4 separate regions of the Mus musculus genome follow, and regions 1, 3 and 4 are each linked to region 2. The links are chromatin loops, found by intact Hi-C in ENCODE. Cell type or tissue: heart. All regions are shown on one strand. Region 1 overlaps Ddx10 (DEAD box helicase 10). Region 2 has its middle 41 kb from the start of Gm39339. Region 3 has its middle 180 kb from the start of Ddx10. Region 4 has its middle 89 kb from the start of Gm39339.

The links. Peaks named below come from ENCODE experiments on the same cell type or tissue, not always from the same donor. Only the 100,000 strongest peaks of a DNase experiment are listed, where the experiment ranks them.
Region 1: it touches region 2 in a loop (2.4-fold over the local background); 3 of 42 quality-filtered maps call a loop at or near these places.
Region 3: it touches region 2 in a loop (4-fold over the local background); 4 of 42 quality-filtered maps call a loop at or near these places.
Region 4: a loop joins it to region 2, with 4 times the contacts of the local background. A loop is called at or near these places in 5 of 42 quality-filtered maps.

What each region holds. Positions count from the first base shown.
Region 1 is chr9:53,139,815-53,147,814 of GRCm38, forward strand. All of the region lies in intron 16 of Ddx10 (DEAD box helicase 10), which reads right to left. Among named protein-coding and RNA genes, the nearest start is that of Ddx10, 100 kb to the right of the region's middle. In heart, a CTCF peak has its summit at 4,600; no DNase peak of the experiment used is centred here.
Region 2 is chr9:52,832,434-52,840,433 of GRCm38, forward strand. No RefSeq gene overlaps it. Among named protein-coding and RNA genes, the nearest start is that of Gm39339, 41 kb to the right of the region's middle. In heart, no CTCF peak of the experiment used is centred here; DNase peaks (open chromatin) are centred at 3,498, 3,998 and 7,738.
Region 3 is chr9:53,059,838-53,067,837 of GRCm38, forward strand. No RefSeq gene overlaps it. Among named protein-coding and RNA genes, the nearest start is that of Ddx10, 180 kb to the right of the region's middle. In heart, no CTCF peak of the experiment used is centred here; a DNase peak (open chromatin) is centred at 4,894; H3K27ac peaks cover 2,042 bases.
Region 4 is chr9:52,962,351-52,970,350 of GRCm38, forward strand. No RefSeq gene overlaps it. Among named protein-coding and RNA genes, the nearest start is that of Gm39339, 89 kb to the left of the region's middle. In heart, no CTCF peak of the experiment used is centred here; a DNase peak (open chromatin) is centred at 3,441.

The DNA of each region.
Region 1 (8,000 bases), 310 kb after region 2:
AAGGGTACCAGACCCCGCCACCACCAAACAAATACTAATAAAAATTTACTCAATAAAAATGTGATGAAATAGTCAAATGGAAAGGTTCAAGAACATCAAATATATGTTATTCTAAGAGATTTCTCTGACATTTAAATATTAATATTTTCAGATTTGAGCATTAAATAATGAAAAAAAGTGCTTTCCCAATTGAGCTCATTTTCATTGAAAAGAACTGACTGGGAAAGCATTTTTCACTGTTTCATGTTCACATGAACATAAATTCCAGGAAACCATACCACATCTGAGTATATAACCCAAGGGATCTAGGTCAATGTACAACAGAAATAATTATGTAATCTATGTTTACTTAAGCATTTTTTGATAACCAAGTTACAGAATTAATCTAAATACCCATAAATAAACAGATAAAGAAAATGTGATACAAATATAAAAGTTTATCCAGCAACAAAAGTATGAAATTATGCCACCTGCAAAAATGAATTAAACTAAAGATCATCATATCAAGTGAAATCAGGCAGGATCAGAAAGGCAAGTTTCTTTTATTACACTGTGAGTTGCTCAAGAACAGGTTTAATTCAATCTTGCCATTATCAGGATTAACACATGATAGGCACTTTAAGACCTGTAGAGCAAAAAGATGAATCCTTTTAGGATCTTCCCTCCTTTTGGTATCTAATAGCCTCTATTACTATTTAGCTAGGTCTCCTGTTTCCCTTTTGCATGACAGTAAAATCTGATATATTCTATATTCTCAAAACCATTCTCTAAAAACTCGTATAAAGTCCAAAAAAACGCCCTGTGATGATTACAGATTTCTTCTACATTCTAACTACTGTTGGAAATGCTATATAGAATAAACCCACACACCTGCAAATGTTATGTAGAAAGGGACATAAAACTGACAGTGAATATTTTATTACCTAAGGGAATTGTAAACCTGAAAGGGAGGCTATAAGACATCTGTCTAGTCCAGAACATCTGAGTCACAGTAGATCTATTCAATGCCACACTGACCTCTGCGGGCACCAAAAACCAGAGATCAGAGTCTCAGACCATTAAACAGACTAGGTTAGTACCAGTTTAGTGTAAAGTACCAAGGGCAATTTCTTTTGCATGCGGTTTGAAAGTTTACAGAGTAAAAACACGAGATGCTGGCAAGTACTCCGAAACACAAATAGAGCCGGGGATGCTGAGCTTGAATGACTCACGAGAGCACACTTCCCCTCACATAGACACTCTCCTATAGAAGCATAAATGGAACCAAAAAGGGATTCTTACCTCAGGACTTTAAAGTACCTCAGGTTTTAATAATATAAAGAATTTATAAAGAAAGAAATTTATACGCCTTCCACCCAAATATTTAGATGGGAGAGACGAAGGAAGGAAGGTGCTAGATGTCTACAGCTGAAGCACCTTTGAGCCACTTAGTGACAACACACTCCAGCTTCCACTAATCCTCAGAGTAAGTTTATCTTAAAGAACATATGCAATGTGCTGACTGCAATAATTTGCATCTTTAAAGGTGATCACAGCTCACTATATAGATGTACCATCCTCGAAAAGAGCCCTGGAAGGCTGACAATGCAGGCCACATCGCTGCTGTATTATAGAAGAAGAAACTAGAGTTAAGAAGATATATCCTGGGCCACAAAACTTATGGGCCAGAAATGAACTTTGAGACCTCATGTTCTTCTGAGAGCAACTAGGGAGCTTGGCAGTTACTGATTAAGGAAGACCCATAACCTATTACCAGATAATTACAATGGAGAAGAATTCACAGTGTGGATGTTTTCATCCATTCTAATGTTTCCACCTTTGCTTAGGGAATATTTGTTCTTTTTCTTCCTTCATTTTGTTTTTCTCAAAGGAGCACTACAAACCACCAAGTAGCAGTTGTACAGACAAGGGCAAAACATTTAAGGGTAAGAGCACTTTAGGAAACATTTTTCTAAGCTACAGAACCACAAGAACTATTCATTTTCTTATTTGAGAGAAATGTATAAATTTTAGGAGGTGAATCACTACATTTCTTGGAACATGGGGATATTAAAATTATGTATTTGAAGAATATAAATAATAAAGAATATAAACTTTCAGAGCTTTCATTTAAGCCCCTTTATAGGGGTTATAGCTTATTACCAAAGTTATTCATAAAAATCTTATATTCAAGAATCTCCAAACTTAAACATCTGAGCTGACAGTTCTTATAGAAATCTAACCTACCACTTCATTTTCAATTAAAAAAAATCTTGATTGAAGTATGCTGTGTTCCAACTCTGACCCATAATTGTTTCTGTCTGAAAGAACTGCAGGGATGGAAAAGGAGAGGAGCCTGAGGAAAAGAAGGTCCAGCGATCGTCCCAAAGTGGGATCCAGCTCAAGGGGAGGACTCAAGGTCTAACACTATTATTGAGTCAATGGAATGCTCACAAAAAGGGATCTATCATGACTGCCCTCTGAAAGACCCAACAAGCAACTGAAAGAATCAGATGCAGATATTTGCACCCAACCAATGGACAGAAGCAGCTGACCCCCTGTTGTTGAATTAGGGAAGGCTGAAAGAAGCTGAGAAGGATGATCCTGTAGGAGGACCAGGAGTCTTAATTAATTTGGACCCCCGAGATCTCTCAAACACTGGACCACCAAACAGGCAGCATACACCAGCTGATATGAGGCCCCCAACACACATACAGTAGAGGACTGCCAGGTCTGTGTTCATTCAGAGATGGTGCACCTAACCCTCAAGAGACTGAAGGCCCCAGGGACTTTAGAGACAAAACAAAGTCCTGAATAAGGCCAAAAGACCTTTGTTGAGTCAGACAGAAACCTGAGAATGCTTTCATTTCACCAGTTAAATCTGACCTGGTCCAAGTCAGTGAGCAGATATTCTGAGGCAAGCTTCTTTCAGAAGTTTTAAGGCTATAGTGCTTCCACTTATTTCATAAACTCATTGCTTAAAGATTATCTTGATGAAAGCATTCTGAAAGGCTAAGGCACTCCAGATGATGTTGTAGAACAGCTACACCAACACACCATAAAAATAACAAATTCAAGAGTTGTCTTCCAGTAAAGAAATCTTTCAATCCTGTAATATATCAATAATAATAAAAAAAAACATGGAAGAGAAAAATCTTTATGCATGAAATATTATAAATACCTGGCAATATCTTTTCCCCAAAGCAAGAAAATAGAGTAAAGATAAATTACTTATTGTTGGTTATAATAACAACAGCAACAAAATTTTAGTTTCCAAGTATTTTCATTGGAGGGCCAAAAAGAAAAAACCTAACAAACAAAAACTGTATCAGAGAGAAAAAACAAATTCTTCTTAGTGGTATTTTAGAGACACATGACTACTTGCAAGGACAAATTCTTCTAGTACCTAACTTTAGATTCTTTGGAGCACTAGTTTATGGTGCTCTCCAACAAAAGTCTTTATGGCTTAAAAAGAAGAAACAATAAAGCTTTGTAACTCTAAAGCCCACGCAAAACAAAAAATAAAAATGTATCCTCAAAAGTCTTCCTTATGCCACTAATACAAGAGATAGTAGATACCATAAATTCTTAAAAATAGGAAATCACTGCCCTATCACTCACTTCTAAAACCAAGAACACTTTTAAATAATCAGTGCAAAGCTTATTCTTTGTTAGCTGTGTTCACCTGTCTGTTTTCATTACCCACTGACTCCTTTCTCCTTTAAAGATAAAACGCAGAACCCCGTCTGGGATTTAAGGGCATTTGCAACCACATTTATCTATTTGGGAAATCTATTGAGCAGACTAGAAAAACAAAAATTAAGCAAAACTTTTACATGCAATACAGTAAAAGAGCTTTGTCATTTGGGGAAGCAGAAATACCTCATTCCAATATATTCACTTACTAATAGTGATTGCTCTAAATGAGTCATTTGATTTTTAAGTGAACTGCTCTAACATCTTGTACAAAAAATAAAAAATAAAAAGCAAAAAGGGAAGCATAATAGGGAAAACACATACAGAAAGATTACATAAAGCTTCTTTATGGGTTCATGAAAATTAGAAACTGCCAATCATATGTATAGTGGGAGCTAAACTTAAATATGCCAGTTCTGCTGGTTGCTTTAGTCAACCTGACAGATCTAGATGGCTGCAAAGAAGGAATCTTCATTGAGGAAAATGACTCAATAAGACTGGCCTGTTGGCAAACCTGTGGGGTATTGTCTTGATTAATGACTGAGAGGGCCGAGATCCTTTTGGGCAGTACAACCCTTGGGTAGGTGGTCCTGGGTTGCATAAGAAATCAGGCTGAGCGGGCCATTAGGAGTAAAACAGTAAGCAGTTCCTTCATAGCCTGAGCTTCAGTTTTGTCTCCAGGTTCCTGCCTTGAGTTTCTGCCCTGAGTTCCTTCCAAATGCACTACAAAACTATAATCAGAAATAAATCCTTTCCTCCACAAGTTGCTTTTGGTCGTGGACGTTATCACAGCAATAGAAACCTAAGTAGGATGCCACCTCTTCTTTTCTATAGCATATGCTGGTGTTTGCATTTATTATGTCAGCCAGACTGTTTTCACATTAATAGTTTCCCTTGTGTGGCAGAGGCCTCTAGTGGTCACGCTTAGCTTTGCAATCTGTGGGCTAGACAGGTTGACTCACCCTTCTAAAACTCCCCAGCTCAAAATCCCTAGGGTAGCTGCTCAAGATGAGGGGTGCTTCCCAACTGTGCCAGGAATGTAGGAAGCAACCACAACCACTGAGGTATGTAGGGACACGGGGCCTTTTTTTCATACTTCCAAGACTCCCCAGCGTTAATCACCCTGCTGAAGTAACATAGCAAAGTAGGTGTAAAACAGATGGTTGTAGCTTCAAGGTTTCCGTGTTCTATCGCAGTGAAAGACAGATGTGTGGCTGCACAGATTTGAGTTCAGGCCCAGGTCCATCAAGAGAAGGTTCCTTACTATCAGTTGATGAAATGTGCTCCCAGTACACAAGTCTGGGAATGCTTTTCCCTGTGTTATCTTCTGTCTGAGCTGAACCTACTGCTGCATGCACTCTCATTCTTAGTAAATCTTTTTCTTTCTCCTCGCCTCTTACTGCTTTCTTTTTTCTTCTATAATATTCTTCTCTACTCCTGCCCTTACTTTGTTTCTCCTCTATTTCCCTCTTTTACTTGCCTTTATCTGCTGAGTAAACTATTCTTAAGACCATTATTGTCAAAGTAAATTAAGTATCCCAGCAATAAAACTAGAAAGACTTATGACTATAGAACTTTCAACCTCAAAATATATAAATTGTTTTAAATTTCAATATAATGTCACTTTCCAGGGTTTCAGTTCTAAGTTGTTCTCTTTGTTCCTTTATCAACAATATTCTATTTCATCAGCAATATACTTCTACTTAATAAATCCTCCTTCTTTTCAAAGTTATGGGAGCCCTGACAAGTCTGAGGGTGTATCTCAAGTTTTTGCACTGTTTTTTCTTTCTTTACATAACTGCAAAACTCCTTCCAGCCATCAGCTCTTATAATCAGCATGTGTGACCAACCACCAGTGCCTTAGGAAACCTAGCTAAATGAGAGCTAAATAATGAGCTTTATTTCAAAGACTAACAACTCTTAACTCCAAAAGCAATGTACTCTATTGATCATCATGACAACTATATTTCATTTTGTTAGCTGAAAAACAAGCAGTCCTCCTGTTCAGCTTATTTCTTTACTTTAGAAAGTTTTCATTAACGAAAAGATCTGTATCTTGGAGCCAGTAAAATGCTCAGTGGGTAAGCATGCTTGACACCAATCCGGAAAGCCTGTATTTATTTAAACCAGGGACACACATGGTGAAAGGAGAGAACTCCAGCAAGTTGTCCTCTGACCTACACATGTGCACTGTAATGTGTACACATGCACACTCACACACACGGTTAATATACTTAAACAAAAAACAAGCAATGGATGGATGGATGGATGGATGGATGGATGGATGGATGGATGGATGGATGGATTTTAGAAACCCGTATCTCCCAAACCACTAAATACTGGGTACTCAGGAAATCATGAAAGTTTCACCCTCATATTTTTCTTTCAACAGATCACAGATATAAACTTTAACAAAATAATATATCAAGTTTCTGAGAGGTGCACTAGGCTTTCATTTTACCTCAGTATACAGAGAATGTCAGGGAACTGGTTAAAAATTGGCCATTCTGCCCACGATAACACTCTCAAAGGAGACAGCTCTCATTTCTGCACCCCCAGAAAGGGGCTGTGATATGGAGGTTTCTCAACTATGCTCAGCAGCTGTAAGACAAAGCTTCATCTATTAAAGGTCCAGAGTAGACAACCTTGTCATTGGCACAGCCTTGCCTTCTTTCATTTATCCTCAGCATTCTCCTCCATGGCTACACAGATACAGTTACAAGACCTTCCCCTGACAAGGACGTCCTCTACTTGATGTGCAAAAACATGAAAAGGGAGGAGAGGAGGGAGGTTTTCATCAACAAGTTCACATTCAAGATCAGCCCTATTGGAAAAACTTAACACTGGGCCATAAATCGACTTCCCCAACAAAAAGAGGATCAAAACTAAACACAGACGCCCACCTATGGGGAAACTAAGGAAAGAATATTTAGAAGCAGTCTAGTAAGTGAGAATAACTTCTTACAATTCAAACTATTATGAAAGACTCAGAACACAGCATCAACAAATATAAAAAATAAACTATACTACATAGTCTTCCCTCAAAACAAGACAAGTTTCTTATCCATTCTCAAACACCCAAACCTGAAGATGCCCAAGTCCCTATACTCTAGATCACACCAGTTATAATACCCAGTACTATGTTAAGTTGTATGCAATTGTTAAGTTCTTTAAAATAACAACAACAACAACAACAACAATAATAATAATAATAATGGCAAAGGTTGGAGAGGTAGTTCAATGATTAAGAACACTTGTTACAGAATTCTCACCTGAGGAATACCGAATGGCAGAGAAGCACTTGAAAAAATGTTCAACATCCTTAATCATCAGGGAAATGCAAATCAAAACAACCCTGAGATTCCACCTCACACCAGTCAGAATGGCTAAGATCAAAAATTCAGGTGACAGCAGATGCTGGCGAGGATGTGGAGAAAGAGGAACACTCCTCCATTGTTGGTGGGAGTGCAGGCTTGTACAACCACTCTGGAAATCAGTCTGGCGGTTCCTCAGAAAACTGGACATAGTACTACCGGAGGATCCAGCAATACCTCTCCTGGGCATATATCCAGAAGATGCCCCAACAGGTAAGAAGGACACATGCTCCACTATGTTCATAGCAGCCTTATTTATAATAGCCAGAAGCTGGAAAGAACCTAGATGCCCCTCAACAGAGGAATGGATACAGAAAATGTGGTACATCTACACAATGGAGTACTACTCAGCTATTAAAAAGAATGAATTTATGAAATTCCTAGCCAAATGGATGGACCTGGAGGGCATCATCCTGAGTGAGGTAACACATTCACAAAGAAACTCACACAATATGTATTCACTGATAAGTGGATATTAGCCCCAAACCTAGGATACCCAAGATATAAGATATAATTTGCTAAACACATGGAACTCAAGGAGAATGAAGACTGAAGTGTGGACACTATGCCCCTCCTTAGATTTGGGAACAAAACACCCATGGAAGGAGTTACAGAGACGGAGTTTGGAGCTGAGATGAAAGGATGGACCATGTAGAGACTGCCATAGCCAGGGATCCACCCCATAATCAGCATCCAAACGCTGACACCATTGCATACACTAGCAAGATTTTATTGAAAGGACGCAGATGTAGCTGTCTCTTGTGAGACTATGCCGGGGCCCAGCAAACACAGAAGTGGATGCTCACAGTCAGCTAATGGATGGATCATAGGGCTCCCAATGGAGGAGCTAGAGAAAGTAGCCAAGGAGCTAAAGGGATCTGCAACCCTATAGGTGGAACAACATTATGAGCTAACCAGTACCCCGGAGCTCTTGACTCTAGCTGCATATAT
Region 2 (8,000 bases):
ACACTTAGAACTACTCTCCTTTGCACATTAATTTAAATACATATCATTTTACTTACAAATTGTTGATATTCAGATGGCCTGGGAACAGCTTGCTAGGTAGATAAAATATTTGGTTTTAGTTCAGAGAGGAAATACAGAAGTGTTTCATGGTCACTTGGGTGCTCACTAGAATTTCTATTTCCAGGTTGAGGGCAGCAAAGAAGAGCTAAATGGTATAACTAAAAAAGAATCAAAAAATGTCCTGAACAGGGTGGAGGGTATAGACGCAGAGAAATAGGTAGACAGAGATGGAAAGATCTCCAAGATACAGGCATAGATTTCCAAGGAATAGAAGGAAGCATACAGTGTAGATCAATACAACAGTAGGCTCAGAAACAAACTGAAGAAGCTACATGACTCTTGACAAAGAGACAGGAACTTGTGTTGGAAAAAAGGAAGACTCTTTTATAAATAGCTCTGGGGAAACTAGATATTCACACATAAGAGAATGAAACTAGGTCCCTGTCTCTTATTCTATACAAAAATAGATTCAAATGTATCAAAGATCTTAATGTAAGATCTGTAATTTTAAAACTGCTAGGGTAAAGAACTCCAGGACACATGCATAGGAGCAAAGGCTGTCTGAATAGAACTTGAGTAGCTCAGGAAACAATAAGAATTGACAAATGAAATTATGTCCAATTAAAGAGCTTCTGTGCTCCTTAATTTCCAGAATTTAGAAAGGTTGCAGAAAGAGAGATCTTAAATAGTTATTCACCCAATGGGGGTCTAATATCTAAAAGGAAGAACTGAAAGAAATTACACACCAAAAGAACAAACAATAAATGGGGCAATGAACTGAACAGACATTTCTCAAAGAAATATAAATGTCCAATAAAGACATGAAAATTTTACAACATGCTTAACTATTGGGAAATTGCCAATGGAAAGTATAACTTGTACCATCTCACCTTGATTAGAATAACTACAATCAAAAAAAAACAAAACAAAACAAAAAATATTGATGAGGGCGTGGAGAAAACAACACCTTTATACACTGCTGGTGAGTATGTGGGTTGGCACAGCAACTGGAAGCCAGTAAGGTGGTTTTGTTTTTGTTTTTTTTTTTTTCAGCTAATGGAGACAGGACTACCATATTATCTATCTATATCGCTTCTAGGTATATATCCAAACACTAAGTCAATGCACTGCACCTGATCCCTGTACCTGGTTACCATGGACTTTTCAGTGTCTGAGTTAAGAAATCGGCCCAGTGACCATCAGCTGATAGATGCATAAAGAAAGCATACTGTGTAGATGTAATGAAGGTTATCTGACTATAAAGAGTGAGATTATTTTGTTCTCAGATGTGGAATCTAGACACCTAAAAAGACATACAGATAGAGAGAAGCCTTTTGGGAACAGAAAGTGAACCAGGGAAAGGAGAGAGGGACAAGAGAGGCTAATGGAGGAGAATACAGTGAAAGTACATTTCATGTGAAAATGCCATAGGCTAATCCATTATTGTTTAAAATATACACTAGTTATATACCTAGATATCAAAAAGAATGTGGTACGCACACACTCGTGGGCAATGCAACGAGTATCTTGAGAGGAAACAGCCCACCAGGTTTGGAGAGTAACCCTTAAACATCAGTGATCTGCAATTGCTCTGTGTTCTAGGAACCAGCATCCTATAATTACACACTTCGACAGTGGTGTGCAGCACATTTCATCCAAGGAATTGCGAGGCGGGCAATCCTATCTCGGGTCCCCTTGAGCATTTACTCCCTCTGACCTAATTTCATAAAACTGCAGTTGAAAATACAAACAAAGCTTCATTTTAAACCACATTTTCACCTTTGAACTACTCGACAGCACTACAATGTGGACAAATCAGCATCTATCATTCAGGTAACGGGGATAAGTAAGGCAGGTCAGATGCTGTGTTACGAGCTATCTATCAAAAACATAGGGATGAGACCCAAATAATATGAGTCTGTGAGAATACTTAGTGGATTAAAGGTGATTGCTACCAAGTATGAACATCTGAGTTCAACCCTAAGAACCTACATGACAGAATGAAAGAACATTCTCCCACAAGTTGTAGTTTTACCTCTGCATGCTATTATAGTGTTTATGAACACACACATGAATAGGTAGACAGATAGATAGATAGATAGATAGATAGATAGATAGATAGATAGATAGATGATAGATAGATAGATATTCTCAAATATTTGTAGGTGTCCAGGGAAAGAGAACAAAGGTCCATGGCTGCATAGAAGTAGGACTGGTGTGAAGACATTATGCTCTCTATCCTCTTGCCTCTACCTCCTGATAAGCTTTGTTACATTTAGAATAAACAGAATGTTGATTCGAGAATCAAGAAATCTCTGGGAGCTCCCAAGTGATGAACCACCAAGCAAAGAGCACACACGGGCTGGTCTGAGGCCCCTGTCACAAATGTAACAGAGGACTGCCCTCAGTGGGATAAGATAGACTTTAGCCTAATCCTGTAGTGATTTGATGCCTCAGGGTGAAGGGATAGGGGATACACCCTCTCAGAGGTGAAAGGGAGAAAAGATGGGGGTAAGAACTCTGAGAGGGGGGACCAGGAGGAAAGGCAACACTGGGGATGTAGATAAATAAAATAATTAATTTTTTTAAAAAATCAAGAAATCTAATGAAGGGTATATAACATTCAAACATTAGTGAAATCATATGTCCACTTAGCTTGTGACCAGGATATGGTCTTACAAACAGTGCCAATTGTAGTGAAGAATTGCATATGCCAGCCTTAGTTAGCTATGAATTTATATTTAACTTCATCTAACAGTGAACTTTCCTTCATTTCCAAGTGCCTAGAAAGCAATGCAGTCAATGTGCATAGAAAATGATGAAGTCTTGTGGGAATGCTACCACACTTAAATTGTAGCCAGTCTTACTCTGTATTGTATGGAAAACGGGAGGCTATGGACATGATACAGCTCTTCCTTTGAGGATGCATGAAATTCAGCAATGGAAACCAAGTGGATGGCTTGTAATCAGTAGACATGGTAGAAATACAGATAGACCACTGAGGGTCCTTTTGAATTTCCTTATTCTTTTTTCACAGGAGGTTGTGTCTGCCTGCGTTTAGTTAGTTCTTCATCCCCTTTGCTTGGCCCTCTGCTCAGAATTTTCTGAATATTCATTAATTGCCATCTATGCCAGATTCCTCCTCGTGTCTCACGATGTGCTTGACTGTGAGAAATGCCAAATCACAACAGGGACACAGGTGGCAAATGGTTTTGGAGAGGAAAGACTCCTTCATTTTCCTGAACTAAAAATAAGGTGGGAACAAAATTAATATTTGTCGAGTGCCTGGCTTGTGACAGGCTCAATTCCAGACATTTTAATCTCGCCAGTCCCTATGTAACTACACATTTCGAGTGCTAACCGCACTTTATTGGAGTAAGACTTGAGATTATCTGGCTAAGGGTTAGCTATGTGAGTACCACGCTGCAGAAATTGCATGTGACCCCAATCTGCCACCTGGTTTCTATCTATGTTCTGGCTTTACTAGTATCCAGAGTCCTAGACTAGTCTAAAAATAACAAGAGATATTGCTGCTGTTATTGCCTTAACAACAATAACAACAATCAACTCTCTGAAAGCTTCCCCTAGCACACTAGACAGTTAAACCCACACAAAAGTGACCAGAACTACCTATCACTCACAAGCACTCACCCCCAGTCATCCAAATGGTTACAAAATGGGAAACTGCAGTTCCGAGCTGTATTCTACAGTACCGAGGCCGTCTTAAATGCAATTAAACAGCATTAGGTAGAATTCTGTGGATATTCTCGGCGATGAGGTGGAAACTTTACAAAGCAAAGGAAGAGATAGCTTTCAAGTGCCAGCTGCTGCCTTGCTGGGAAGCTGCCTGTCCTGGCCACTTCTCATGAGAGCTTCCCAAAGGGACACCACCAACACTGCCAGGGCCAAATCAAAGCTGGGTGGTTTCAAGAGCAAACATCTTTTCATTCCCAGACATTCCTAAACCCCATCAGTGCTGCTGTTTGTCTTAGGCCCCAAGAGATGCTCTCATATGAACACAAGGAGATCATTTCCTTTTGCTCTCATCAAGTATACTGAACTCAGCATACACTGTGTGAATAATTCAGAAGTGAAGTAAAGTAATACAAATGTCGGACTCTTGGAGATGAACTTTGGGAGAGTGGGGAGAACAGATGTGAAAACAAAATATATTTGACATTATGTCAGAAGGCAGTGAGTAGCAGGATGGGGACACTTATGTCACTTGCCATGGCAGGTATGGGGATGGAACTCTTAGAGATAAAGAATAGTCCAGAAATTTAGGACTTGGAGTAGCCAGCCTACGTAGACATAAGAAGTCAGTTGAGTCTGCCTAATGGTCCTTTATGCAAGTAGTGGTACAAGGTTGTGTGTGTCAGGGAGCTGAGTGGTTCTAGTTTGTTGGATGCATGGAGAGTTTAGGGGGGCCTCTACACCTGATAGTGTGTTAAAGATGAAAGAAGGGAGCCAGGTGTGGTGGTGCACGCCTTTAATCACAGCACTTGGGAGGCAGAGGCAGGCAGATTTCTGAGTTCGAGGCCAGCCTCGTCTACAAAGTGAGTTCCAGAACAGCTAGAGCTAGGGCTATACAGAGAAAGAGAAACCCTGTCGGGGGGGGGGGAGGGGGGAGCTGAAAGAAGGGACTGTTTGATCTTGAAAAGTTGGAGTTCCTGAGTGCTCACTTGAGAAAATAAAGTTTCAGGTAGGGAAAAGGGAAAATATTATCAGCTAGTAAAATCTATCATAAATCTCTTCATAACTTGATTTCAAAATGGCATTGCTCTAAGCCCAGAACCAATAGATAAGTAAGCCAATTTTAACACTCTCCTAGTAAATCCAAGATTCATGAAAACACTATATTCTTGTTTAAGTGTAACATGTAGAAACTGTGTTCCTGTTCATCATCATGTGGGGCAGCTCTAGCACCCAGACGTTTTTCTCTTACCCATTCACAGCTAGCACCATGTTCTTCAAGCCATAACCAGTGCTCTGCAGTCCCTCACTGAAGGTCCTGGGCTTCCTTTAGATGACTTTATCCAGTGGGAAGCACTCTAGTAACCCCTTTGCCTTTCTTAGGTCTGTGAAACATGCAGCAGTAATGTGCCTTTGTCTTGGCTGTATACTACAAATCCACATGAGCGTGCCGTAGCATCCCATCAGGTTAACTGGGTAACTTGGAGTTTGGAACTACTATACACAAGTTTGATAGAAACAATTTGTTATGATTGATCGTGCATACCAGTGTGTGCTCAGGAATGGAACGGTTGGGTCACAGGGAGTGACACATTTTGCTTTAGTAAGTGATAGTTGTCTAGAATCTTTACACTAATTTACACTCTTGCTAGAAAACCTTATTAGTCCTAGTTACTTTGCAGTTAACACTTAACACTTGTTACTTTCAGATATATCAGTTTACTCATACCAGAGAGTCCCTCTCTATAATAAAAAAGACCCACAGCCAATTGATGATTCCCACAGCACTTTTTACCAGGAGATAAGCCATTTCCATCATTTATTTATGACCTCTGTTCTACCCCTTGCCCTACACACACTAGAGAGCAAACTCTGGGGTGGCATGCACTCTGGTATTATATTTCCACCTAGAACTGGTAAAAGGCAGTGCTCAAAAAAAATTCTAGTGAATGAGTGACTCAGAAAACAATTAAATATCTTACTTCAAGGAAAGTGGATTAATTCTGTAGCTCCAGCCTTAAAACCTACCATAGAGAAAATATTAAAATTTCAGATAAAGGTTTACATAGAGATAACCACCACATTTTATAATATTTATAACATTTTTGTAATCACACTGAATTGGAAATAGTCTAAATATTGAATGATTAATCATCAACCATTAACACATTAATAATTAATGCAACGAGGAACATGACGTTCAGAAATAATATGTGGCTTTTCAATCATTTTAAAGACTGTATACCACCCACTGCTCTGCAGTTTCCAGGTATATTAGAAGAATGCTTTCGTGTGTGAGAGAACATATGTTTAGGAAGAGAAAGATGACACTCGTGTTTATGGAGTAAGAGAGAATGTGTTAGAAGCCGTTCTGAATGGTAAAATCAGAAAGGATTTTTTTCCTTATGTTTTTCTGTTTGCTCAAATAAGCATAAGTTTTCATTAGGAAAGCAGTATGTTTTATATAAAACTAATTGGGGCTCTGGCAATGGTGGAACAGACCAAATCCTGCCTCTAACTAAAACTCAGTAGATATGACATACTAAGATAGGAAAATTCTGAAATGCACACAGATGGTAGATTTTTTGAAAACCTTAGGTTGTAAGGCTTGCCAGTGGAACAACCCCACTGGGTTTCCCTATTAGTTTCCATTCCGCCCTCAAAATATGGTTCTATGGGCCCCCTTCAGTTGGATCCGCCAATGGGCGTCTACTCAACAAGGTCAGAGCCAGGAATTCTGCTTGCCTTCCCTTCTTGCCCATCTTCATTCCTCGTGCCAGGCCCAGAAACCAGGAACACTCTCGATCAGGGACCTCCAGTGGCCACATCTGGCTGGGACTCAGGTAGACCATCAGATGTTCACTCTGTTCTCCAGGATCTGGCCTCTCTCACCCTCAGCCCATTACGCAGCCTCCCTCCTTGCAGGTGCCCCTACTCCACTCCATGAGCTGGTATTAATAGTGAACTTAAAACTGAGTTTAGAAGTGCTGCTTTCTCTTCTATTTTTAGAAAAGCTTAGAAAAGATGGGTAGTTGTTCTTTTTATAAATGTTTTATAAAATTCTCCCAGGATAACATCTGGCCTTGGGCTTTTCTCTGATGGGAGTATTTTGATGACTGATTCAGTCTCCTTTCCTGTAATAGACCAAACAGAACTTCTGCTTATTTAGAATTCAACCTGGATACAGTGTAAGTTTCTAGAAATGCATCCATTTCTTACAGATCATCCATTTTGGCATATAATTATTCAAAGCAGTGTCACATTTGAATCGTATCTCTGACATACCTGTGATGCCTGCTGCTTCTTTCAGTTTGAATTTTATTCATGAGTAACCTCTCTCTTTTGTGGTTACTCTAGATATTTTTGTGGGTTTTTTTTTTTTTTTTGAGACAGGGTTTCTCTGTATAGCCCTGACTGTCCTGGAACTCACTTTGTAGACCAGGCTGGCCTCAAACTCAGAAATCTGCCTGCCTCTGGCTCCCGAGTGCTGGGATTAAAGGCATGTGCCACCACTGCCTGGCAAAAAAACTGTGAATTCTCCCTACCTTTAGAAACATTCTTAGTTTTCTTTATATTTTTCTAATTTTACCCTCTCATTTAGCTTCTATTGTAATCTTTGAGATTTTATTCTTTTCTTTTACTAACTGTGATTAGCTTGTTTCTTCCTGTTTCCTGTTTACTTATGCTGATCACTTGAGTTGTCTTTTTTTTTCTTCGTGTATGTATTTGTGATCCGACCTGAGTAACAACATGATGGAATTTAGGGTCTCTTGGGAAACACATTTCTAGGTCTCTCTGGGGGTGGGGGTGGGGAGACTTCTAGAGTGCATAACCAGGAGAGGGGGATTCATGCCAATGTCCAGCACCATGGCTCAGATACAAAGAAGTCCAATAAAAAGCATCACAGGTCTGCCTTTGCTTCTCTTTGAGTGAGTGCATCTGCTGTTGTTGCCACCAACATTTGACAACAGAACATTCTGGCATCTGTGCCCTTTCAGTGTGTACTGAATACCATGACTCTGCAGGCACCCAGCTTCACAGATAAGCTGCTTCCAGGTTACAGCCTCTCTAGCATTCTGGCAGCCATTGTTGGTCTAGTCCCTATCAGGTAAGCCAATCTAATAAACACCCTGTGAGTTCTCTTCCTCTAGACAGTGCTACCCAGTGTAGCATTCACTGCTATAAAAAATTCTTCTTCAAACTGCTTTAGTTGCATCCCATATATTCCGTCGTGTTCTGCTTCCACT
Region 3 (8,000 bases), 230 kb after region 2:
AGATCCCTGACTCCTATTGGCCCAAGGAAACCTGTTATTTTCCATCCTAGTTTCTCCAGTGCTTGTGTGAGACAGGGCCCTGGATGAAATTAAGGCTGTATCAAGGACAAGTGCAAGGATTCAGGGATGTTGAAGCTGGAAGCTGCACATTACACAGATGGGACCAACAGATAAAAAAAACTCTATGATCCCAACTTGAGTTCTTGTAAAGAGCATTCTGAAGATACATTTTGGGTTGGGCAAGTCATACAAAGGGCCACTGTTCTTTGCATTCTGTTGCTGTGATAAAACACAGACCCAAAACAACTTGGGGAGGAAAAGGTTCATTCCATTCTGTACCTTACAACCCATCACCAAGTGGAACCAAAGCAGGAGCTCAATGCAGAGGAGCCTAGAGGCCAGAACAGAAGCAGTAACTATGGAGGAGCTGCTTGCTCACTGTAGCTTCCTCAGATACCTTCCTTATATTGCCCGAGCTCCCACCTACCCATAGATGGCAACATCCATGAGGGGTAGGCCTTTCTTCATCAATTAGCAATCATGAGAATGCCCCAGGCCTATCTGATGGAGGCAGTTCTTTGATTGAGGTTCCCTCTTCCCAGGCATAGCAAGTTGAGAGTCAAGATCAGCCACCACAGTCACCATTCCAAGAGCCATCCCCCAAAACTCCAAAAGGCTTACTACCAGAATTTTTAAAATATACTCTAAAGTGTGTAATATAGCAGGTAAGATCTGGGTGATACAGCTCTGAATCCCAAAACTGCCATATTAGACAAAGTATTTAATAACTCTGAACCTCAGACTCTTCATCCAAAATAAGAATAGTGGTGGCCGCTCTATAGGGCTGCTCTGAAAATAAGAAATGCATATTCATGAGTGACTAATACATAGGAATAACTCAATAAACTCTAGATGGTACTCATCAATAACTAGGGGTGTGTGTGTGTGTGTGTGTGTGTGTGTGTGTGTGTGTGTGTGTTGTGTATTAGAAAGAAAACAAAAGTCAGAAAAGTATGACTCCTTAGGGTTACATCATCCTCATTTTGACTGTCAATAGATCACAAAATTCTCTAGAGCTTAAAAATCTAAGTTTACCCACATATTCCTTTAGCAGCAGGGCCAGAAACCAATGCCACTTTGATAGCTAAGGGTCACAAGTAGGGTAGTGGGTAAGGGCAAAGAGTAGAGGAAATGGGGGCAGAAAATACATTAGGAAATGACAAGTACTTTGAGGTCAGCACAAAAGAGCTTTCGGTCCCTGCTTTTTTCTTAATGAGCGATTCCTGGAGTCAGGTCACAGTGTCCCCATCCACCCAGTGTGAACCAAGTGGGTAAGTGCTTTGAAACGACCTTGTTAGGATCTCAATTGAACATGCTCTGTCCACTTAGTACTTAATGCAGCGATCAGAGCAGACAGATGCTTAGAAATTACTTTTAAATGAGCATTTGTGGTCGGCCTCTCTTCTCTCTCTGTAAGCCATGTTGAAATAAAGATGACAATGATCATAGCCATACACAGTAGCCCTGTTACAGCACTGTTTGTTCTACTGAGGCTCCACCCTGGATCCTCTCCAAAGACACTTGGCTATTCAGCTACTAGAGATGTCTGTTTTAATATGGCTTTACAGAAAGAAAAATAAAGGCAAGAGGGATACATAAAAATTTGAAATTAACAGAATGCCTTGTTGTACCCGCCTCTCTGAAAAATTAGGAGGTAGTGGAGTGAGAAATAGAGGAAGCAACCACATTTTATAATCTTCCCAACAGAATAAGTGTACAAAAGGTACATGGAAGAGAATGTTTCCTAATTTGGTTAGGGGATGTTTTACAGCTGTATCAAGTCCCCCAAATGCATAGCCATGATGAAAATGTTGAGACAGACAGATATCCCTTCTGGTCTTTCAGTATGACTCAGATGTCTTAATGTTCCAGGCGCTGTTGAGTATATCAGGGATACAAGAGTGATGGGGGGAGTGGGGGTGGAGAGACAGCTTCTCTTGGAGCTCCCAGATCAGTAGGGGAAGCAAGCAGGAATCATACCCCGGTGCAAGAGTCAGATACTCATTGGTCTCACCTCTCTTCCTCTGTGCCACCTTGTGTCCTGGCAGCTTCCCACAGTCTCAACTGCTCAATGTGCCTCTTTCTTTCCCCCCCACCCCCCAAAATTTTTTTTACCGCCTTTGTATGTAACACCAGCAGGATCCACTGGGCCCTCATACACATGTAGTCTGGAAGACTAAGAGAGTTGATATTGCATGGGACATGGGTAATAGGGGTTGGAAGCCAGTGATTCATTTTAGGTCCCATGAGCAGACGATTTTTTTGGGTGTGTCTACACAGCTTGTTAATGAAGTGAAATATTCCCAGAAAGGACAGCAAAGTCTTCTGTCTTAGTACCTACGAAGATGTCCTGAGTTGGAAATAGTTTCCCTTGTGGATGGTTCAGTTACTGGAATGTCTTATGGACTAATCCAATATGGCTGACATCCTGATAGTGGGATTCATTGGAGAGAAAGCATCACATGAAGAGGACGGCAGAGGGTGGATTGATGCATCTCCGTGGCATAAACAGCCAATGGCTACCAGAAAAACACGGCAAGGAGCATGCAGTAGAGTAGATTCTCCCTCATAGCCTGTCCTGGCTAGGTTTTTGTAAACTTAACACAGTTTAAAGTCATTTGAGACAAGGAAGCATTCGTTGAGAAAATGTCCCCACCATATTAGTTAGTCTGTGGTACATTTTCTTGATTAATGATTGATGTGGGAGGGCCCTGTTTACTATGTGTGGTGCCATGTCTGGACTGGTGGTCCTGGGATAGATAAGAAAGCAAGATGAGCAACCCATGAGGAGCAAGCCACTTAGCAGCACTCCTCCATGACATCTGCCTGCTTCAGTTCCTGCCTCAAAGGTCCTGCCTCAAGTTCCTGCCCTGGCTTCCATACTGATGGACTTATAAGCTATAAAGTAAAATAAATCCTTTCCTCCCAAGTTGCTTTTGTTAATGGAGTTTTATCATGGCAAAAGAAACCTAAAACATCCCCTAGATGGAGCCAGCCAGGCCAGCACCTTGATGCTGGACTTCCAGATCTGTGAGAGGACAAAGTCCTATTGTTTCAGCTGCTCAGTTTGCAGCACTTTCTTATGGCAGCCCTGGAAAATGTGTTCAGTGTGTTTCAGTGGGATTGTGCCTCAAGTCCATGGTTAATACAGGGTTCAGGCTGACTCCTGGTTTAATCTCTCTGATATCTTTAGTCTCTTCAGCCCCCCAATTAGACCCCCTAAATAAATCCCCAGTACTGAGCCCTTGTCTCAGAGTCAGCCTGCTAATGGGAAAACATAAGCTAAACCCCTAGAAGATATTTGGCTGTTAACCCAGGTCTCTGAGTGAAGACATCAAAGGAGTACCTCAGACTGTCACATGAGTGATAAATAACATTATCCGCTGGGGTGGAGATTCAGTCATTTACTGCAGCTGCTTACTGGGGATACGACTTGCAAGGCTGGGGCATGGCCAGACATGGCCTCTGTTATCAAGCCCATGATGACAGTCAAGAGGGCTACTGGTGCTCTGAGAAACTCTCAGCAGCCCTTGGTTGCATGCTTTCCTAAGTCAGGTATTGCTTACTGTTCCAGCTAGACCAAGTGGAGATTCTCCTCTACCTGTGATGGGGTTATGTCCTAATAAACCCATCTTAAGTTCAAAATACTATGTCACAAATACATTTGACACTTAACCCAAAGAGCATCATAGTTTAGCAACACAACAACTAGAACTCCCTAGAACTGACTTAAACACCTGCATTTCTACCCTTGGAAGGCAGAGGATTCCTAAAACAAGCTGGCTAGCAAGACTAACTGTATATATGTAAGATCTAAGTATAACAGAGAAGCCGTGCCTCAAATAAGGTAGAATAGCTATGAACAATGATTCTTAACATCAACCTCAGGCCTACCCACAACACATACACACACACACACACACACACACACACACACACACACACACACACCACATACAGAGGAGGAGGGGAACCATAACCAAACCATCATAACCTGGAAGCTATATGTATAGGGGTAGAGTTGTGTTTCTGAGCTTTCTGAAAAGTCACATATCTGTATGACACTTGTACACTCTACCTCATCCTCACCCATCACTTCCTTCCAAGACAAAGAGTTAGTCACTAGATTAGTCCCATTTGCTTACCTGGTGCAGATATTTTCCTGAATAAAGTTTCCCAAAGAAATAAGAGAAAACCCTTTATATGTTAATAGCATTGCAACTAGAAACTGTTAGATTATCACAACCTTCATGTTTATGGCTTGACTCAGACTACATTGTAAACATCTTAGTGTCACCAAAGAACCTCATTGTAAGATGTTCCTATTGGCCCAGGGCTTAAAGAAGCCTTTGCTTTGCACCAAGCAGGAGCTTAATAAATACTTAAGAAGATTTCCCTTATATGTATATGCAATAGTCCCTAAAGAGTCACCCTTCTCCTTTTTTTGTCAAATATCACTGCAAGCATGGCAGTAAAGGGGTAAGTTCAGCTGTTTCTTGGCAGCTGTTTTATGAATCTACAACTAGCTTGTTATTTTTACATGGCCCCATCTATTTCTTTCTTAGCAGGTGCTGATTGTACAGAGGAGTTTCATTAGACATTTCCACACATGCACATAATGTACGTACTTTAATCCTATTGGACCCCAATATTATTCTTTCCATATCTTACACCCATTAATGTTGCCGTCTGGTATTATCTAAGGGTAGAGAGAACTGGGAAGTTCCTTCTGCTATGACCTTGACTCTGATCACGTGGACCACTCATACCCCAGTCCACTCTGCCATATGATTGTCAACAGGCATCTGTCCATTTGGCACCCGAGGACCTGACAAGGGCATGGAAAAAGAAAATGATCTCTCCACATAGTTTCCCACCTGCAGAAGAGCTACGGTGACCTTCCTATTTTTAGCATGGAATAATCACGTCAGGTGTTAGGTGAAGGGAGGAGGGGAGTGGGGCCGGAACTTACCTTAAGCACAGTTGCTTGAGCAGCTTCCAAAACACTCTTGGTGCTGGTTGCATTTTAAAACTGTAAAGAGTGTGAGATCTGCTAAGAGCACAAAATACTAAATACTATAAATAATCTAACTTAGTGGCAATGATTTGTTCAGGATTTGTGTGTGTAGAGTTCACCATTAGGGTATGAAACAGCTGTCAGCACTGTTTAGAAATGAGTCTCCAGAGGAACTGGATCTGTCCCAGTTTCTTGCATCCCCAAAGCTTCAGATCTCCCTGGTGACCTGGGGAAGGCATGGAAGACAGAGAAAGTAGTAACACAGCATAGTTGTCCGGGTCCCTGGGCACAGAAAACTGAGCCAGAGTCCAATGCAGCACGCATTCCCAACCACATTCCAATCATAGGTCACCTCTGAGGACTGAATATTAATTGCATGGAAGAGACATTCATTCCTGTGAGCACCACAAGGTCAGGATCTATTCTCCTTCAGATCCTGTGTTTTCACTGCTGTGTCACAATCCCTGAGATGGTCAATTTAATAAGAGAAAAGGTTTATTTTTGTTCACAGTTTCAAAGGTCCCAATCTGCTGTTACTTGGCCTATGGATTTGCTTGGGCCATAGCTGGTTGGCCTTTGAGGCCTGTGGAGAAGCAGAGAACATCACAGTGGGGGAAGACATTCTGGAAGGAACTGAGAAAGAGAGAAAGGAGCCAGGTACTGAGTGTCTCCTTTAGAAGCATGCCCCCTGGGACCTAACTTCCATCCCTTGAAGATTATACCACCCTCTGAGAGAGAACAGCACAAAATGGCAGCCTTTAACACAAGAGCTTTTGGAGACACTGGGCCAAAGCACAGCAGACTCAAAGGCCAGAGGTGACTTCCAGTGGATGTCACATTTGTCTCTGTTTTAATCACTTTTGGTAGATACTGCACTCTGAACCTTTTGCTGCTGTAAGTTACCAAGTCACTATCCCAGGAGCAACCCTATGGCTTATAATAACATTAGGGGATATAGCAATGAAGGCAGTAACACAGGACCCAGTGAAGAATGCTTTCAGCTCATGAGGGAAAAAAAAAATCAATCCACTGCTTTGGTATTAGCATGTGACTGATTTCATAAAGAAAGGGACCAATATGCTGCTAATGTTGTTGCCGCTGCTGCTGCTGCTGCTGTTGTTGTTGTTGTTGTTGTTGTTGTTATTGTTCACACAGTGAATCTTTCAGATTAAGCACAATCCTGTGTGTGTTTTGAACAGGGTTTTCCCTCTTAAAACTGCCGCAGTGAGAGTTTTCCTCTTGCACTTGACATTTTGGTGTGCACACACACCTACAGTGTGCAGAGACCGGCCGCTGAATACAAAGCAGTCCTTTCTCTGGTCGTGGTGTAACATTCAGAGGCCTTGCTGCTTCCTGGAGCATAACGACCTCAGAAAACGTTACAACGGCTTTGCACTGTGGAAGCAGAACGAACACTCGCTGTCAGCCTTATGGCCAGAGACACAACAGTGGCTTTGCATCCCTACTTTCCCCGACATCCTGTTCCCCTGGGGTCTTCCTGAGTTTGGAAGGTAACTGAATGGCAGGAAGGAGGCAGCTCTCAGGTAGGACAAGCATCACTATGACTGCACCAGAGTCCTTCCGAATGAGCCCCCACTTAAAGGAAACCCAGCCAGTGAGCTGAGGTCAGAGTGCTCCCTTTACAAAACAAACAAGGCTCTGCCAAAATACCTTTCCATATTGAGTCAGCCCCTGGGAGATGGCTCAGGAGGAAAATGCTTAAAGTATTATTGGAGACTGTCACGAACTGGGAACAAACATCCATCAATTCGGGAGGCTCCTACTTCAGAGATGGCAGCTGACTGCACTGACGTCAGCAGGCCTCTGCATCTGTGCAGAGCCAAGGCAACTCTGGGAAGGCCTGAGAATCAGTGTGGAAAAGCAGGTGTGTCTTACTGAGGCCTAGACACAGATCTCTTGCACATGGGGCAGATTTTACCTGGGGGAGAAGCAAACTGAGTGCCATATCATAGACACCAAGACACAATGTTGCACAAAGTCACACAATTAAAACGGTTCTACATGGACTTGCCCAGTCACTAGAGCCACTACAAGCAGGAAGTGAACCAATTGAAGCTTCCTAAAAGCAGGGAGGGGGGCTCAGAGTTGGTGGGGATACATAAGCCCAGGAAAAACAAGTTCTGACTGAGTTCTGCTAGCCATGGAGTCTCTGAAAGCCTGCAGAGGGGCAGAGTCAGAGTTGGGAAACACTGTAAAACACTTGAAAGTTACCTGCATTTGTCCTGCTAAATCTAAAAGCCTCTTCCCTCCCCTCCCCTCCCCTCACTGCCCCCTCTTTCCACCAGAGCTCACAGTCCAGTGGCTCGGATCGAGCACTGACAGACAGTGACACCACTTCCCTGGTGGTGGCCAACCCAGCATGTGCCCACACATGTCTCACAACATCTCTAAGGAACAAGACTATATGTCAGTGTGCTTATTAGAAAGCTTACAGGGCTAAAAGACACGTCTTACAAGTGACAGCTAATATTCATAGTACTCTGGATGGTAAAGCCATGAACCTAATTGATTATTACAGAGCCCTTTTGCTGATGGGTTCCTAGTCTTCTAATTGACTGAGGAACTGTTGAAGGGCCACATCCCTTCCAGGTAACAATCAGAAAAGGAAGCAGATGCGAAAAAAAATGTTCAGATCAGAAGTTGCCTAGTTAGGAACTGCTAAATACAGTATTGTATATTGGTTCCTAACTCAGCAGCCCAGCTTCTACCAACATTGTGTGTGTGTGTGTGTGTGTGTGTGTGTGTGTGTGTGTGTGTATCATGATCTCCCTACCTCTCTCTCACACACATTCTTCACTCACACAATGCCATCCAGAAAAGCCTTATGCCACCAAATTTCTGAGCCATGAAGTTACTATGTGACCCAGCAAACCAGTCACTTAAAGGCATAGCTTGACGATAA
Region 4 (8,000 bases), 130 kb after region 2:
ATGTGGGAGAGAATCAAGATGACTGAATAAGAAAATATGCTCCCTAGGAAGGACTTCAGGAAAGGGGTCAGTCCTCTACCCACATTAGCAAGGACAGACCATGGGCTTAATTAGGAGTAAGCTAATGCAGATCCTAAGTAGTGAGACCCAGCTCGAAGCCTAATGTAGACAGTAGAAAATAAAAAAGGGCGAGTCAGACCCAGGTTCATTGTCTGCAAGATGTTAATAGCAAAGAACAGCATCTCCTGACTCTGGTTTAAAGGCCTTATAATGATAGGTCCAAGTATAACAGTCCAGAATTCAAATTCCCAGCAGAAGAAATACAAGCTTTGGACCTTGCTCCAAACTCCATTTCCATCTGCACTCATTCTTTGAGTCTGCTCCTTTCCTTGATTGCCAATGCCAATGCCCCATTTGAAGGCCTGGGATCAACAATAGATCAATGGGTAAATATCTGTGCAACACACTTAGTACAATGTCAGTCACTCATGTTAGTTCCTGTTCTCATTTTTATACCAATTGTGAATACATGAAGGGAAGAAAGATAACGCTGATGATACATAAAGGAAAGATACTGAATTGAGAATTGTGATGTGTCTGCCACAACAGTGAGCTCTGTAACTGCAGACTTTCCTACCAGCACTTAAGTTCTCCCTAGTTAATGACTCTGAGATTTCTTGTATATGAATATATGTGTATGCCAATAGCTCTGGCTCATTTCTGCTAGCTCATAACGCAGCTATCCCATTTAATGTAGCTCAACTCATGACATGTGGCTAGTTACCTGGTCCTTAGTTTCAAGCAATGATGGTTATCTTCCTCTGTGTCCAGGAGAATCTCTCCACCCTGACTCAGCCCCAGGATATTTCTCTCTCTCTCTCTCTCTCTCTCTCTCTCTCTCTCTCTCTCTCTCTCTCTCTCTCTCTCTCTCTCTCTTCCCTCTCCTCTCCTCTCCTCTCCTCTCCTCTCCTCTCCTCTCCTCTCCTCTCTTCAGCTTTCCTCTCCTCAAATCCTGCCTCAGCTCATTGGCCAAACATCATTTTATTGACAGGTGACTTTTTACATAGTACACAAGACATTGTTTGTACAGAGCTCTGTGTCTTCATAAATTAGCTCACATTCAATCACAAGTAAGATGAACAAGGTGACCTCTGAGATGTCTTTTGGCAAAAGGGAATTCTGGTAGGAATGGGTGACAGTGCTAAAAGTAACAGGGTATAGAGACACCAGCCTCAAGTAACACAAGAATAGCTCAACTGAGCTAGAATTGCTAACCCTCTCAGTACTAGAAAATTCAGAGATCAAACAGAACAGCCTTGGATTATATATAAAAGAGTTGGGGGACACAGAGAGTAAGAGCAGGAGAAAAGAGACAGAACTCTTCAGAAGTCACATTTACAGGTTTTAGATGAGTCTTACATATCCAAGATAGACTTTAAATCACTGATCACTGATCCTTACTGGACAATCCAAGAGACTCCATAATGGAGTACCATGATTCTTGTGTACAGTAGATAGGCAAGAAAGATGTAGGTGTCAAAAGAGGGTTAAGTAGCAACCATTTTGGGAGATGTGTTGGCCTCTGTCCATGTAAACACACACCTATTCTCCCTATTATTAGATAGGTGTCCTCATCTCTGTTTCAAGTACTATATATAAATCACTCCTTCCAACCAGACAACTGGCCTAACCCCTGCTCAAATTAGAAATATACCATTTAGTATTAATGGGAGCTACTTAAGCAGTTTACAGAGGGTAGGAGGACCTAGCTGGGCTAAAGATGCCACAGTCTACTCTTCCAAGTCCTTGAGCCTCAAGAATATACATCCTACAAAAAAAAAAAAACCCAGATTTAACATCATGTCATGAGATGAGAGGGAAGTGACTTTTCTCTACTGTTTGCCCCTCTCCACACATAAAGGCAAAAACACCTAACCATTAACCACCAGAAGTATCACACTGGGACTATTTCAGAATAGTATCTGAAAAGTAATAAAATGTTTTTTAATACTCCACAAAAGGACAATTCTTTACACTCATCCTTAATTATGCTGTCTCTCTGAAATATCTCCAGACCCCACAGGCTCTCAGGAGCCCCAGAAGAAACAGCTACAAGGCTATTTCAACCCAGCCCTAGTCCTAGACCATCCAATGACACCATATGCTTTCTGCACTTCCCATTACCCTTCATACTCACTCTGCTGAATCTCTCTGTGGCTCTGCTTGGCCACTTTCTCTTCATCCTGAGATAGCAATATAAATGCCTCTTCCACCTAGAATTCCACGGTTGAGTCCAAGATTGGCTTAAATGCCCTTTCTTACCTATACCTTTACATGTCCCAGCAATAGCTGGTTCTACTATCATTGTCTGTTGGCTTATCTGTCTCCTCTATCATGTTAGCTTATCTGTCTCCTCCACACACTTATCAGATCCTTGAGGATAGAGTTTCATCTTCAATTACTTAGTGCAGAAGTCGCATATAGAAGTTAATAATTATTTATTAAAAAATGAATAAATCAATCAAAGTAGATAAATGCTTGGAATAAAGAACTACTTGGGTCTACTTACACACAAGCTAGTAAACCTGGTGAGAGAGAAGTAGAAAATCCCAGACCTGAAATATGGGTACATCCCCTACAGTTCACAGTGCTGCCGGTTGATGATTGTGGAGCCAAAAATCAGAACTGATGAATGGGCAGTGTCAGAGGACAAAGGAAAGACTCCCAAAGTCACACTTGATTCCCTTTACAAGGAAAAAAAGAAGGGACCTACCTTTTATAGAGCATATACAAATATCCCTTTTATACTAAGATAAGGCAAGGCACAGGAAGCTAATAACACATCATGCACATAGCAACGTGGTATAAAACTTGGCCATTCTGATTTCAGAGTCCATACCTTTTCCCCCCTTCTCCTTCCCACCTTTTCCCAGATGCTCCTTTCGACATTCTGGGAAACAAGATGTTGGCTGGGAAGCTCAGCACCCCAAAGTCAAGACTTATGATGCAGAATGGTAGCCCGGAATCAGTAAGCGCATGCATAGGTGCCCATACAAAGGGCCAAAAGTGAGTCTGTCTTCAAAAACAGAAAAAAAAAATGATTAAGATTAAGAGAAAGGGCTATGAAGGGTGAAGAACAGAGTCCAGAAAGGCTCCTCCAGAACAATGACTAATAAAACAATGTTGTATGAAAACATCACAAAGCACACCTGCTCTTGCTCCACCAAAACACATCCCCAATGCAGAGCCATATTTAACTGTCATTATCAGCAGGGCCCCACCACCCAGTTTTCAGCTTACAGTCTCCTCCCTTCAAAGACAAAGGTATCTAGTGTGGAGAGAATGGCTTAGAGTAAACCAAAAGGCATCCAACTCCCAGCCAAATGAAAACGCCACAGGCACAAGGCCAAAGAGTATTCTTGGCCTGGATGGCATTCACCGCCCTAAATTTAGCGAACTGGTGAGCTTTTTCAGGAGCATCATATTCAACCTTTTGCAAGCCAGAGAGCTACCTCCTAATGCACAGCTTGCTTTCCCTCTGAAGCTGAACACACTGTCCTTGGCTTTGTCATGGGAAAAGCAATGCCAACAAAAGCGCTGTGTTGTCACCTAGCCCCTGCCTGTCCAAGCAGCACTTGGATGGGGTTCTTTAAGGCCACTGCCAAAGGCCTCTTCCCCAGAAAGAGAGTTCAACACACACTCACACACACTCATACACTCACTCACACACTCAGACACTAATACTCACACACTCACTCACACACTCACACATACACACACGTAGTCATACACTCACACACACATTCACACACACTCACTCTTACACTCTCACACACACTCACATGCTTGCATACACATACACAATCACACAGACTCACTCACACATACATACTCACATTCACACACTCACATACATACACTCTCAAACACACACATAACATTCACCCACACAACATTCACACACACACACACACACACACACACCCTGTAACTGCACCGTATTTTCTGAAAATTACTTCTTTTAATTTTTTTGAGGTTATAACACAATTCCATCATTTCTCCATTTCCTTTCCTTCCTCCAAAGCCTCCCATGTACACCTCCGTGCTCTCGTTCAAACCCATGGCCAATTGTTACATACACATGTTCCTATCTTCATAAGTACAGCATGCTCAGTAATGTCACTTGTCTGTATGATCTTGATCTTTATTACCCAAGATTCAGACTTTTGCATTTTAACCAGTCTGCCCCAAAACTGCCATTTTAGAGTGAGAATATTTTAGGAAGAATTTTCATACCCATTAACATAATGCAGGCCTATGTAGATCATATCATTCTAACGTTCTAACATTTCTGGTTCCATTTCATCCATTGACAACCAGGTAGGGACTGAGAAGCGACAATGGGAGGCTAGAAGGTAAGAGACCTTGGGCTCCTAGATAGAAAGTCTCACACACACTCAGCAGAATCATATGCAGAATAGAGGTGATGAGATCTAGCTTTTCTCAATAAAGAAAGTTAGTATTACTCTTGGGTGAGTATTGATTTGGGGAATTTTTAGAACCAAGGGGTGAGATGAACAGCCCTTGAGACATACAGAAGCCAAGGGCTAGAGAGGCAGTTTTGGAGCATTTGTGACTAAAAACGATGTTGAAAAGTGGGAGATGGTTCAAGAGTAAAGATCCTGAAGGACTGTGCTGACCCCTGGCACCCATGGAAGAAGCCAGGCATTGTGGCACTTTTCTAACCCCAGAACTAGGCACAGAGACTGGCAAATCTCCAGACCTCTAAAGCTTGATACTAGTCATTATAGCCAAATTGTTGAGCTCCAGATTCAGTGAGAGACCCTGCCTCAAGAACATAGGTAGAAAGTGATAAAAAAGAAAACACCCAAAGCTAACCTTTGGCCTCCACAAGCACAAACAAGTACACACATATATACCATACACATACACATGCACAAACACAAAAGTGACATCAAGATTCAAGTGAAACTTTTATCAGACTAATGAGAGCCATGTTTGGACACGCACAATGGTCAACGGAGGGTGTGAGAAAAGAAAGAAAAGATGCAGGATCATCCAAGCAAGGGTACTAGTTAGATAGCCAATCATACTTCAGATATCTTGAGGTCACTTCTGAGCTCTTCCATAGAACTTACAACTCTGCCTTGTGTTTGAGAACAACAACTTTCTCTATTGTATAAAAAACAAAAACAGAGTAAAAAGAATAAGAACTATATTTAAAATTCCCACCACAATTATGTATGCATACCTTACCTTTAATACAGCCTCATGAACAGTATGGCCCACAAAAAATGAGCTTCCCTTTTCAGAAACCTGGGTCCTGTGTAAGAAGAAATATAACTACAGAGAACCCCTCCACACACCCTAAAAATATTTGTTTTTGTTGGTCAATTTCTATTTCCAAAGTTTGTGAGCCTTCTTCAAATGAGGCTACCCTTCCTAAGAGGCTCCTAAAGTTCCTGATAAGATTCTGCCCAGAGTCCCTCTGCTCATCTCAGCTGAACATTGCCATCCTCTGAAGTCTCAGCCTCAATATTCATGGTGCTTATGCAAGCTCTAACTTGGGTTTCTTGACTCTGCTTCTGTAACCTCCTCCCTTGCTGTTATTCATCTCTCTAAGCCAGTGGTTCTCAACCTGTGGTTAATGATGCCTTTGGGGATGCGTATCAGATATGCATAATAGTAGCAATGAAAATAAGTTTATGGTTGGCAATCACCACAACATGAAAGACTGTATTTAAGGGTCGCAGCATTAGGGAGGTTGAGAACTGCTGCTCTCTAAGCCTTCTCTTGCTAGTCTGGTCCCTACCCCTGCAGAAACTACTCAGGTCTACCCTGAATTCTCCATTGGCTTGACCCTCTTATTTCAGTTTCTGATCATTTCTGACTCTGTCTTCCCAAGACAGTTGAGCTTGCTGTGTACAGTGGTGTTTTGCTCACAGCCCCACTGATGCACATCCCTGTATTATTCATTCTTGTGTCTCTCTTCTCGCTTCCCTACCTGGTTTTAGCTCAAGGACTTCTTAGTAGGTTGTCAGTGCCAAGCTTATCCCCCCACAATAAATCCAAGTTTTTCATGTGGTCACTACTCCCAGGCCATTGTGTCCCCTGAAAGCCACAGCTATTCTCTGCCTTTATTCTATGCTTTTCTTTCTGTTCATCATATAGCCAGTCTGTCTGCACTCGGCACTTGCTCTTCTGTCTGTGTTCTGAAGCCAAAACTCTACCTCAATCTACCTTGTCCCTAGTATTCCCCGGCTTGTACTTTTTACCTTATATTTAGTGGCAAGTTCAGCATGCAGAATAATCCAAAACAAAGAGCTCCTTAGCAGGCCATATGACTTTAAATCAATAAAGTATGGAGTAAAGCTATGATAAAGAGAATTACCAACTGAAAGAGTGCAAGCCAGGGGTTTACTTTTTATCTCTATGTCCCCAGTGCTTAACTCGGTGTTTGATATAAAATCCATTCCTATGAATAAAATGAATGAATGAAATGTAGGTTCTGTAGAACTAAGCTGAAAGCAATGACCAAAAGAAAACAGTTTTATGTTTATTCTCCAATTAGTTGACTTCTCAATATATTGTTACATTTATATGAAGTCATAGATGGTTTCTTAGTACCTTGAGATAATGGATTAATTGTCTGGACTCTACTCCCATCACAATCTTCAGATTTCCTTCAAACTCTTCCCAAATCATCTTGAAGTTTTGTTCAGCATGGTGGATAGCACCATTCCCACATTAAAGTTAAGTTCCCTACTTAGAACACTGTGAATGTGCCTGTTGAATCTGAAGGCAAGAGAGAGAAGACTGGAAAGGAGACTATATTCCTTTGAAGTCGGTATTATGTAGGCATATCAGTAGATTGGATGTTAGCTGGATCTGAGATTTCATGTATAGTGTTTATATGACTCTAAATATTAGCTCCAGTGGACACAGAGGCTCCCTGTATCACACACACATACCCTCCCCTATAGCCATAGAGTACCCAACTCCAGCTAACATGTTCCTCCTGATGTGAGCAGGAATCTACTGGCTGTTTCTCTAAATGTGAGTTGTTTGGTTGGGTTCACTCAAAACTAGAGCTCAGACAGAGGTTCAGTGAGCTCCGGTGATGGGAGAGGTGATACACTCTGTGTAACATCATGACAGAGGAAGGTAATGTCTTATGGACAGTCTTCCTTCCTTTTAATTTTTACAACTAGTGTAACTTCCATTTTCTCCCCTAAAAGTTGAACAAAAATAGATTTATTTTAGCCTGCTCTAGAGGGAGACCAAAGTGCCTTTCTTTAATAGGTCATATTATCATAATTTAAATTAATGCTCTTCCTTGGGTTTTAATATGATCATTTTTATCCCTGATGATCTTTTCAGTAACTTTTTAAAAGGCTGAAATCTAGGATTTTGAAGTCCCTGAGGAAAGAGGTGCTGAGTTTGATTAATTTTATGTCATGCTTTTGGGTGTATGATATTCTTTAATTTTATCTTAGTGGGAAAAGGAACCAAGATTCCAGATGTCACCTGCATCCATTAGACATGCTTGGTCCTAGGATTCCCTCAAGGGCTTCTCAGAAATATTCTTTGTAAAGTATCTAAGCAACAATTATAATAACCAGTTTCCACTAGCAGCACTTTTTATCACTGTAACATATCCAAATGACTAACAAATCACATTAATATTAGTAACTCCAGGAACAAACATGTGGTAGAAAAGGGGACCTGGGAAAGGCTACCATCTCTCTTCCTCTGTCTGAGCCTGTTGTGTCCACAGTGTATAGTTATGACCAGGCTTAACCTTAGATCTAAGTCCATCTTAACCTGTTGAACTGAATGACACCAAAACACAGCCTTACCATGCTTGTCTCAAAAGAACTACAGAGTAGGAAACCACCTAATACAATCATCTTCCAAAGATGCAAATCACCTGTATAATTTTCCACACCAAGGAAGGTCAAGTATAAAACTTCAATCAA